Linked DNA regions of Homo sapiens: all the other regions are linked to region 3. A link is a loop called in an ENCODE intact Hi-C map of the cell type or tissue named here. Cell type or tissue: CD4-positive, alpha-beta T cell. All regions are shown on one strand. Links, peaks and the distances in the headings refer to the core of each region. The heading gives the core; the rest is flanking DNA.

Region 1 (2,500 bases), core at 1-2,500, 180 kb before region 3:
TGGAGGGGCTAGCCCTAAATAGGAAAATGCCACCTCTTCTTGGAATTTGATGGAAATCGTGTAAAATTCAGTACAGATACAGTTGCATTTACAGTTTTAAGAATTAGAAAGCTTCTAACTGTTAACTTCAATTTTCTAGGAGAAGGTTAAGGGTGGGATGGGGATCTTGATGTGAAGTCTTAGAATAACTACTATGGGGATATGAGGGAAGAAAATATGATTAAAAACACAAGCAGTGGCCCATTCTACACTATGACATGCTTTCTCTCTAGTAATATTTAATAGCCTAGATATAGATAGGATAAAGGTCTAGATTAGTCCAATATTAGGAGTTTATAGAGTACATACTGTAAAAGACAAAAGGGCAGGGATGGTAGCATACTAAGAAGAGAATGGCAACACAGTTTAAATTGGATAGAAAAGGAAGTGATACAGGAGGAAGGTGACAGTAAAAAGTTAAGGGAAAGATGCCAGTAGCTTAAAGGTCTGGATGAGGTCAAAGGAGTGAGTGAGTGAATAAAAGGTCTAGAAAGAAAATAAATTATCAGAAATTAACATACTAATTTATATTATAAGTGGGACAGTTCTAGGAAAGAAGGCCCTGAACAGCCATTGAAGTGGTTTGCCGGAGTACAATATAAATGACGGTTATTGGAATTGAGGAGGTAAAGGGTATTAAAGGCTAGGTCACTATTTATCAACACTTTTTTCATTATTGCCACCCTAAGTAGCTTTTTAAGGCATTTTTTTCCTGATTACTCCTCCTTCCCACAGGAGGTTTAATATACTGTTTATCTGTTTATGCATTATAATATGCAATATGTTTTTACTCCCCAAGAATCAATGCTCACTCCTATGAGGCAACATCATCCCCTTCATTGAAAAGGCATGGGCCAGATGGTGGGACGGCTGGTCCACCTGCACGCTGACACAGCTCCCACAGGCAAGTCTTACTGCCCAGCTCCTTTTCCACATAATAGAAATCAGTACTCAGGTTCTACTGAAATATTAATCAGCAAAACTCAATATTCCATTTGATTTTATGATTTCAAGGAGCTTGCCATCTTAAAAAGATTCTTTGGAACTTAACATACTATTGGGATATATTTAGACTGTTAACAAGTACAGCAACTCATAGTAACAGCAGTTTAGAAGAGTTTAAATGCCATTGAACAGGCATTTGCTTCAGAGGTAATAAGATGGGTATGTTAGTAAAAATATTTAATATGAAAACTATTTACATTTTATTTGGTCACTGTTTTCCTATTCATAAGTGAATAGTGACTAAATTATTTACTACTGCTATTTTGCAACTTGTCACTTGGGGGCAGCAAGACTATTTTGGTAATCACAGAATGGAGCATTTAACTAGTAGGACAGGTAGGGCATTAAAGATTCTACAGCATGACGAGAAGGGAGAAAGTGGTAACACTGTATTCAAGTCTAATACAGAAAACATTTACAAAACAGCCCTTTGTAAGAAGTAATAATTATTTCCCCAATATATTTTTATTTCTATTCTGTATCTATTCTAATTATAGTTTTCAAAAGTTACTCCTCATAAATGAAGTCAACAGAAGGCAGCATAATTGAGTGGAAAGTGAGCAGCCTACAGAGCCACACAAATCTGGATTCAATTCCTTGTCCTACAGTGTACTAGATATAATGTTTGGGCAGATTACTTATCCTCTTGGAGACTCAGTTTCCTCATCTATGGAATGGCGATATATTAATACTTATAGGGTTGAGATTAAATATGTGAATAGATGTACTTATGTTACTAGATGTAAAATGCTGGACACATAATTAGGCTTAGCAAAACGTACTTAATAGTAATGACCAAGCAAAAGGTATGGGTATCTCACAGTGGAAAGAATGCTTCACCTCTTCAGTAATCAAGGAAATGGAAAGTCCACAAGGAAATACCACTATTTTGTACCCAATTAATCAGCAAGAGATATATCAAGGGTGATCTTTAGATTCAAGGTATAACTGGAAAAATATTAGTGTTTGGCTGAAAACATGGTTGTTATCCATGCCCAGAGCTGTGATCAGATAAGAATGATGTGACTGTTCAGTTCGTTCACAGTGACTAGTATGAGCCAGACATGCAACTAGGTGCTAAAAATTCTGGGCAAGCAATTGTAAGACATAAAACAGTTTACTTTCTTCTCTATTAGACACATTTGGGAGGCCAAGAAAAGTTAAATAACATTCTTGTGCTATCATTTCCCCAAACACAAATAGGCTGTGACCACTAATCTAACAACAGAAAGAAAATGCGTATGTTCAATAGCAGCCATATTAAATATGAGATGCAACTCTCAGCTTTCTTCTGATAACTAAGAAAACAGAAAAAGCTTTTCCGATGTCTCAGGTATTTCAAATATTTGATATTAAAGGGAGTGCTAGGTTGGATCTATGATGGTATATTATAATAATAACTGAAAGTAATGCTAAATCTTCATACTTCCTAAAGTGACACTGGAATTCCAAGATA
Region 2 (6,104 bases), core at 1,936-4,435, 470 kb before region 3:
TACATCACAAGTATACATCACTGTGATACTCTCAGTTTAGTGCGTATCTGTTATCTTTTGGCAACAATTGCTACATATCTTACTGTTAATTTTATTGAACTCTTATTCATTGAAATACATATGATATTTATTGGCAAGAACACTGTCACATTGGTGTAGCACATCTAAAACCAACCCTTTATCCATCCTCTAGAAAACCATTTTTACTGTTTTCTTATCTTGTTTAATGGCATTGCCATCCACCCAGTTATCCAAGCTAGTCAGTAATTCAAAATCATAATCAGTTCCTCACTTCACCATGTTCAGTCAGATGCTAAATCCTGAATGCTTCTAAAATATGACCCCTTCTCTACATCTATTTGGCTTCAGTGTAGACCCTCTTTATCTCTACATCTGGAAAACAACAACAGCCTCCTAACTTACCTCTCTGGTTCCTGTCTTTCTAGTTCCTAACACTGTTGCTGGTTATGTTTGTAAAACACAAATTTGATTGTGTCACTCTCCTGCTTAATATCCTTCAGTAGTTCCCATTGCTTCAAGATGAAATTTAAATCAAAGTCTAATATAGACAAAAATAGTTACTTTAATTGGAGTTCTCTAGTTGAAGAAACTTGAGATCTGGGGTGGGGAGAAGAAGAGTTGGTTGGGCTGTTCTTCTACCTATTGTTTGCCATGGCAGCTCTTGAGACACTCTGTAATGCACTTGTTTGACCTTCATTCTGTTAATGTGGGATATTAACTGTACATTGATTTTCGTGTGTTGAACCATCCTTGCATCCCAGGAATAAATCTCGCTTGGTCGTGGTGAATAATCTATTTAATGTGTTGTTGAATTCAGATTGCTGATATTTTGTTAAGGATTTCTGCATTGATACTCATCAGGGATATTGATCTACAGCTTTCTCATATTGTCTTTGTCTGGCTTTGGTATTAGGGTAATGCTGGCCTCAGAAGGAATTTGGGAATTCCCTCCCTTTTATTTTTTTGGAAGATTTTGAGGAGGATTGGTGTCAAATTCTTTAAATGTTTGGAAGAATTCCCCGGTGAAGCCAGCTTTTCTTTGTTAGGAGCTTTTGGATTATTGATTCAATCTCCTTACTAGTTATAGATCTGTTCAGATTTTTGTATTTCTCATGATCCAGTCTTGACAGGTTGTGTTTCTAGGAATTTGTCAATTTCTTATAGGTTATCCAACTTACTGGTATACCATTGTTCATAGAATTCTCTTATCCTTCTTATTTCTATGACATAAGTTGTACTGTCCCCTCTTTCATTTCCGATTTTAGTTATTTGAGTATTTGCTCTTATTCCTGGTTAATCAAGTTAATAGTTTGTCAATCTTTTAAAAAAAACCCAACTCAGCTGTTTTGTTTTTCTATTATTTTTTCTGGTCTCTATATTTCTCTCTGCTGTAATGTTTATTATTTCCTTCCTTATGCTAGGTTTGGGTTTAGTTTTTGTTTTTTTTTTTTGAGGTATAGGTTGTTGATTTGAGATCTTTCACAACTACAAACTTCCTTTTTAGCACTGCTTTCACTGAATTCCTTAAGTTTTGGTATGATGTGCATTCATTTTCATTTGTCCCAAGATATTTTCTAATTTCCCTGTGATTTATTCCAAGAGTGTGTTGTTGTTTAGTTTCCATGTGTTTGTGAATAGTGCACATGTTTGAAAACTTCTGCTCCATCCAAATCTAGCGTCCTGGTATTCCCAGAATACTCTATACATACATACTCTATACATCATGCCTCTGTGCCTTTGCACATACTTTTCCATTTTTCTGGAAAGCTCACCTCTTGTCATTCCTCCAGGCAAGCATAGCACAGATATCCCCTCCTTTATACTCACATAGCCGTTACTGCACACTCCTGTTCTAGAGTTCATTATCTTGTTTTGAGATCATTTGGTTGTCTTGTTTTACCCTGAGCTCCTCAGGAGTAGGCTTCTTCTTCAGGATTGCAACCCCTGCTCCCCAGTACTTAGAGCAATCAGTCAATGAATGTGTATTCAGTTGAATGATTATGTGCATTTTATTTGCAGTAACAAATTTATCTGGTTACATGGTTGCTTTTCTCTTGTTTTTAGGAGGTGTTCCTGCTCATATGTTTGGCGTGACAAAGTTTGGGGATAACATTGAGGATGAATGGTTTATTGTTTATGTAATAAAGCAGATCACAAAGGAATTTCCAGAGTTAGTAGCAAGGTATTGTAGTTATTTTAATTATTCTAAAGGAATTCTATTACTGAAACAAAGTGACTACATTTTTATCTATTTAGTAATTTATTTTTCTCCTGTAGTCTGCTGGAAATTGTACAGATTTTAATAGTATCTGTGCTCTTTTTTTTTTTTTTTGAGACAGTCTTGCTTTGTCACCCAGGCTGGAGTGCAGTGGTGTGATCTTGGCTCACTGCAATCTTCACCTTCCGGGTTCAAGCGATTCTCCTGCCTCAGCCTCCCAAGTAGCTGGGATTACAGGCGTGCACCACCACGCCTGGCTAATTTTGTATTTTTAGTAGAGACAAGGGTTCACCATGTTGGCTAGGCTAGTCTCTGGAGCTCCTGACCTCAGGTGATCCACCCACCTTGGCCTCCCAAAGTGCTGGGAATACAGGCGTAAGCCACCGCGCCCAGCCATATCTGTGTTTTCTTTCTCTTCTCTTGTGGCTTCCTTTTCTTGAGAAAGAATTAAAGTACACGGCCAGGCGCGGTGGCTCACACCTGTAATCCCAGCACTTTGGGAGGCCGAGGCAGGCGGATCATTTGAGGTCAGGAGTTCGAGACCAGCCTCAACATGGAGAAACCCTGTCTCTACTAAAAATACAAAATTAGCCAGGCATGGTGGTACATGCCTGTAATCACAGCTACTCGGGAGGCTGAGGCAGGAGAATTGCTTGAACCTGGGAGGCGGAGGTTGCGGTGAGCCGAGATCGCGCCATTGCACTCCAGCCTGGGCAACAAGAGTGAAACTGTCTCAAAAAAAAAAAAAAAAAAAATTAAAGTACTGTCAAAGAGTTCAACTTCCAAAAGATTTCAAATAAAACCTACTTATTTTAGGTTTTCTTTTTAAAGTTCTAATTATGAAAAAACAAATACATGTGGTAAACAAAATTCAAAAGATACAAAGGTTTCTACTGCTCTTGCTTCCCAGAAGTAATCACCATTAAATTCCTTGTGGATCTTTGAAAAATAAAATTCCATTCATACACATACACACATATTTCACGTATTTTTAAATATGTATTCCTGTACTAGACCATAGCTATATTTTTTGAGAAATCATACACAGAAACAATTTAAAGAGAAGTCAGTGAACACAATTGTATAGGAAGCAAAGTAGGTAACATTACGTTAAAAATGGGACCTGGGTTTTCTGTAATTAACCACGTATTGCCAGCAGAGGGCGTTCCGCCCACTTATATTTTGTCCTAGTTTTCCTAGTCAGCACCCAAATTCTGATCTTTTTTTACCCACTCAACCTCTTTCCCAACAGAACAAAATAGAAGGGAGAAAAAAACCTTTGAAAACTTATTATTTAAATTTTAAACATACATTAAAGTAGAAAGAATGAACCCACATGTTCCCATTATCCAGCTTCAACAATTACCAACTCATGGTCATTATTATTTCATCTGTAGCTGTCATTTGATCCTTAAATATTTCAGGATGTAAATCTAAGCGATAACTCATTTTATTTTTATCTTTAAATAAATTTATTTAAAATTTTTAAATGTTTTAAATTTATTTATTATTTATTTAGTTTTTTAAAGACGGGGTCTTACTATTTTGCCCAGGCGGGACTTGAACTCCTGGGCTCAAGCCATCCTCCTGCCTCAGTCTCCCAAGCAGCTGGTACTACAGGCACATGCCACTGTGCTCTATTTTATTTTATTTTATTTTTTTGAGACAGGCTCTCACTCTCTTGCCCAGACTGGACTGCAGTGGAACAATCTCGGCTCACTGCAACCTCTGCCTCCCGGGCTCAAGCAATTCTCTTACCTCATCCTCCTGAGTAGCTGGGGCTATGGGCGTGCACCACCACACCTGGCTAATTTTTGTATTTTTTGTAGAGACAAGGTTTCACCATGTTGGCCAGGCTGGTCTCAAACTCCTGACCTCAAGTGATCCACCTGCCTCAGCCTCCCAAAGTGCTGGGATTACAGGTGTGAGCCACTGCGCCCAGCCTATTTTTAAAATTGATAAATAAAAATTTTATATATTTATTATGTATAACATGTTGTCTTGAAATACATATATATTGTAGGATGGCTGAATTGAGCTCATAACGTACATTACTTCACATACTTATTTTTTTGTGTGTGGTGCGAACATTTAAAATCTACTGCCTTAGCAAGTTTCAAGAACACAATACATTGTAGGCCTGGGGCGGTGGCTCACATCTGTAATCCCAACGCTTTGGGAAGTCGAAGCGGAAGCATCACATGAGGTCAGAAGTTCGAGACGAGCCTGGCCAACATGGTGAAACCCCATCTCTACTAAAAATACAAAAATTAGCCATGTGTGGTGGCCCATGCCTGTGGTCCCAGCTACTCGGGAGGCTGAGGCAGGAGAATCACTTGAGCCCAGGAGGTAGAGGTTGCAGTGAGTGTGATTGCACCACTACATTCCAGCCTGTGCGACAGAGTGAGACTCTGTCTCAAAAATAAAATAAAATAAAATAAAATAAAATAATAAAAATAGAAGTATAGAGCTAGAACGATATATAACAGTATATAAAATATGCCATGTCTTGTGTAAAAAAGGGAGAAAATACAAGTATATATTTCTATAGTTAGATTATGTGTAAGCAAACTCTAGAAGGATATACAAGAAACAGCAGTGATGCATGTAGGGTTGAGCAGATAGGGACAAAAGTAGGAGGGAGACTTTTTTATTTTGTAACTTTTTTTTTTTTTGAGATGGAGTTTCGCTCTTGTTGCCCAGGCTGGAATGCAATGGTGCGATCTCGGCTCACCGCAACCTCTGCCTCCCAGGTTCAAGCAATTCTCCTACCTCAGCCTCCCGAGTAGCTGGGATTACAGGCATGGGCCACCACGCCTGGCTGATTTTTTTTGTATTTTTAGTAGAGACGGGGTTTCTCCATGTTGGTCAGGCTGGTCTTGAGCTCCTGACCTCAGGTGATCCGCCCACCTCGGCCTCCCAAAGTGCTGGGATTACAGGCGTGAGCCACTGCACCTGGCCATGTAACTTTTAATACATTTTTTTAAAAAATGTAACCATGTGAATGTATAACCTATTTTAAAAAATTAAATTTAAAAAAGTGATACGGGCCGGGCGTGGTGGCTCACACCTGTAATCCTAGCACTTTGGGAGGCTGAGGTGAGCGGATCACTTGAGGTCAGGAGTTCGAGACCAGCCTGGGCAACATGGCGAAACCCTGTCTCTACTAAAAATACAAAAATTAGCTGGGCATGATGGCGGGCACTTGTAATCCCAACTACTCAGGAGGCTGAGGCAGGATAATTGCCTGAAAACAAGAGGTGGAGGTTGCAGTGAGCCGAGATCATACCACTGCACTCTAGCCTGAGTGACAGAGCGAGACTCCGTCTCCAAAATAAAAAAAAAAAAAGTGATGCAAATGAGGCAGAAATAATTATCTTTTCAGGCCCAAATAACACCTCCTACATGAAGGCTTTTCTAATCTCAGCTATGTGTTTCTTTTTTTTCTTTTGGAACCCTATAGTACTTTCGTATATTTTCATATTTTTGTCTAATATTTCTTTATGTAAATTGCTTATCTTCTCTCCTTATCATATCTACCTTCAACTCCTCCTTACAATCTTACAGTCTCCTTCAGTGCTTAATGTTATCTTAAATATTTTGCTTTCTTATAGCCATCTGCACATAGTACATACTCAAATATTTACTAAGATGAAGAGGAAAATGTATTAGAATGAAACTGTTTTGGTTACTAGCAGATATATGCTTTTTGAATGCAAAATTGGAAATTTTCTTGCATTAGGATTGAAGACAATGATGGTGAATTCTTGTTAATAGAAGCTGCTGACTTTCTCCCTAAATGGCTGGATCCTGAAAATAGCACCAATAGGGTAAGTATACCCAAGTTTAGAAAATTTATAGAGAT
Region 3 (2,500 bases), core at 1-2,500:
ACCTGAAATGAACCTTAAAGGCTAGAGGAGTGATTAGGGGTGATAAAGGCTGAAATTCAGCTACAAAAAATCCATAAAGGTTTAGTATGAATGTATGGGACAGTGCAGAGACTAGCTTAAGTACAACAGAGTATTTGTGCTGGGATGAATCTGGCATAATAAGATTGGGCCAGACTATGAGGAACTCAATTAAAGAGTTAGGACCTGCCTCTGTGTCAGGCAGTGTAACCTGTTAAAACTTTCAGGTTAAGCTGAAACAATGTCATTGCCAAAAGAACTGTGATGTGTAAAGTAGAGCAAGTCAGCCACAAACTGTAACAGGACAATGACAGACTTAAGTAAAAGATGTAGTAATTCAGCATAGCCGTTAACTGCTAGAAAATGCCAACAGTGGGGCTGTCATAATCAGAGACGAAATAGTTTGTTTTAGCAATGGAATTACACAGCTCACAATGAAAGGCAGTTCCTCTTCGAAGAATCATACTTAAAAATAGCAGCCACCTTCACTAACCATACAGAAAAGCAGGCAACAAACATTTTACATCAGTTTTGGTTACAGTCACAAGCCGGAGAGAAGGAAAAAAATTACACTAGATGGTGCTAAAAATATTGAATAAGCCCCTGTACCTTTACTCTTATTTACTCAGTTGAATGACATACTAATGGAGAAGGGGGAAGAGACAAACTAAGTTTATAACTTCATAATTGCACTTACCAACTAGCTGAGCTACTGTATTGCTTTGGACTCATTCTCGAAACTTGGAAAAGATGAATTTCTCACTTAAAAAATTAGGCAGTGCTGTAACTGGTTATGCCCCCCTGGTTGTAATTTACCATACCATACAGCGGAACAAAAGTGGCACAAACTGGACTTGTGATCCATTCCAATGCAGACTGCCATCTGCTGCACATACACAGGATGTCTCCCAAGCAAGATTCAACCTTAGTGTCTCTCAGGGACCTTTACCAGAACATCTATTCTTTCTGGTAAGTTGTTTGCTCCCATATTCACCTAATATATGTACTCAAATCAACACCTACTTACAGGAGAATTCCCATTCATGGGGTTTTGAAATAGCAATACTTTCATAATGGACAATAGTAAATTTTATAAGGGAGGAGAGAGATGTAAAGGAGCATTTGCACTTTACAATGAAAAGAACACAATAAGAGGTGAGAATATCTCAGATGAGTGGGAGTCCTAAAACTTACGTATTAGCTAACGTAACCTTGGCCAAGTCTCTCTCTTTTTAGGGCCTCAATATCTTTTAAATGGAATTTCTTGTAAAGAATCACAGACTATCCTATGGAAACAGCTGTATACATGATGGCTTCAGAAGAATTGTAGAAAAATAAAATGTTTATACACTTTAAATAATCAGGTTCAATTTTTTTCAAAATCTTACAATTCTAAATTCATGTACAAGTCACCATTCCCATAACATTCCTGCCCTTTAGAAATAACACTTCGTTTTAATTGTGCTTTCAGTTACAAATTCAGCACTTCATTTTTACCCACCCTAGAATAGCACAGAGAACACCTTCGTGAAGTATCCCCACAAGGGAGACACTCACAGCCTGACAAATTTGCATAGTGGAAAATATACAAGGCACAAATTTTTTAAAATGCTAAATGAATATCACACCCAAACAGTCTTAAAAACTGTGCAAAGTCAGAAGATGTCTTATCAAAATATGGACTTAAGGACAACTTGGGAAGCCTTTAAGTAGTTCGACGGAAAGGGGAATGCAATCAAAATTTGGGGTGGCCTTATGTTTTTAAGAGAACAAAACACATAACTAGAGGCTATGAAACATGCAAATTAAATTGAACTGTGGAAAAGCTCTTGGCTGTCACCCAAAAGCTTCAGCAAAGCAATATGCCAGTATGCCAAATAAAAAGAGGTACAATCTTCTCACAAGAATGAGGATAGGGTCCATACCTATGACTAATAATAACAATACAACCTTGCTTTTGCAGAGCATTAGGTCTTTTCATAGATCTTTCAGGCACTCGATTTTGATGCTGTCATTGGCCTTAGGAGTATCCTCTCCGAAGAGCTCCAGTTCAGTTTCCTCTTAAGAGTTATGATCAGAACAAGGCAGGCGATGTGTTTATTGAGGGTTGAAGGTACTATTGTAGTTTCTCCTATCAAGCTGTTTGCAGTGATCCTCCAATAATCACACTATACAACTCAGCCCCAGCAAATAAAACCTACATTCTTTCCCTCAGAGCTGGCCAGAGACCAACACATATAGGTCTAGAAAGTCCAAGGGAAGGAAACCTCCTGACTTGTTAGGTTAAGAACTCCATGCCAAATTCATCTCTTGCAATTGAAAAAAGAAATCTCTCTCACACTCTGTCTCTCTCTCTCTCACACACACACACACACACACACACACTCACCCAAGAGTGTTCAAACAGAAATCCTCTTTTTCTGCCAGCCAATGAAACCCAGCAACAACTGGTTAATACAACCACCAAATCTCTGCCTCTGTC

The links. Hi-C counts contacts between places; a loop is a spot of excess contacts. Peaks named below come from ENCODE experiments on the same cell type or tissue, not always from the same donor. Only the 100,000 strongest peaks of a DNase experiment are listed, where the experiment ranks them.
Region 1: a loop joins it to region 3, with 3 times the contacts of the local background. A loop is called at or near these places in 9 of 110 quality-filtered maps.
Region 2: a loop joins it to region 3, with 4 times the contacts of the local background. A loop is called at or near these places in 4 of 110 quality-filtered maps.

What each region holds. Positions count from the first base shown.
Region 1 is chr10:72,874,276-72,876,775 of GRCh38, reverse strand. The region is part of intron 6 of MCU (mitochondrial calcium uniporter); the gene reads right to left. Among named protein-coding and RNA genes, the nearest start is that of OIT3, 18 kb to the left of the region's middle. In CD4-positive, alpha-beta T cell, for the core only: no CTCF peak of the experiment used is centred there; a DNase peak (open chromatin) is centred at 1,335.
Region 2 is chr10:73,156,533-73,162,636 of GRCh38, reverse strand. It overlaps ECD (ecdysoneless cell cycle regulator), which reads left to right. Exons shown (of 14, transcript NM_007265.3): 3 at 2,086-2,203; 4 at 5,982-6,069. Among named protein-coding and RNA genes, the nearest start is that of ECD, 8.4 kb to the left of the region's middle. In CD4-positive, alpha-beta T cell, for the core only: CTCF peaks have their summits at 3,213 and 3,416 (motif pointing right); a DNase peak (open chromatin) is centred at 3,406.
Region 3 is chr10:72,693,077-72,695,576 of GRCh38, reverse strand. All of the region lies in intron 1 of MCU (mitochondrial calcium uniporter), which reads right to left. Among named protein-coding and RNA genes, the nearest start is that of MCU, 2.2 kb to the right of the region's middle. RefSeq lists an enhancer at 1,997-2,086. In CD4-positive, alpha-beta T cell, for the core only: a CTCF peak has its summit at 952; DNase peaks (open chromatin) are centred at 906 and 2,416; H3K4me3 peaks cover 361 bases.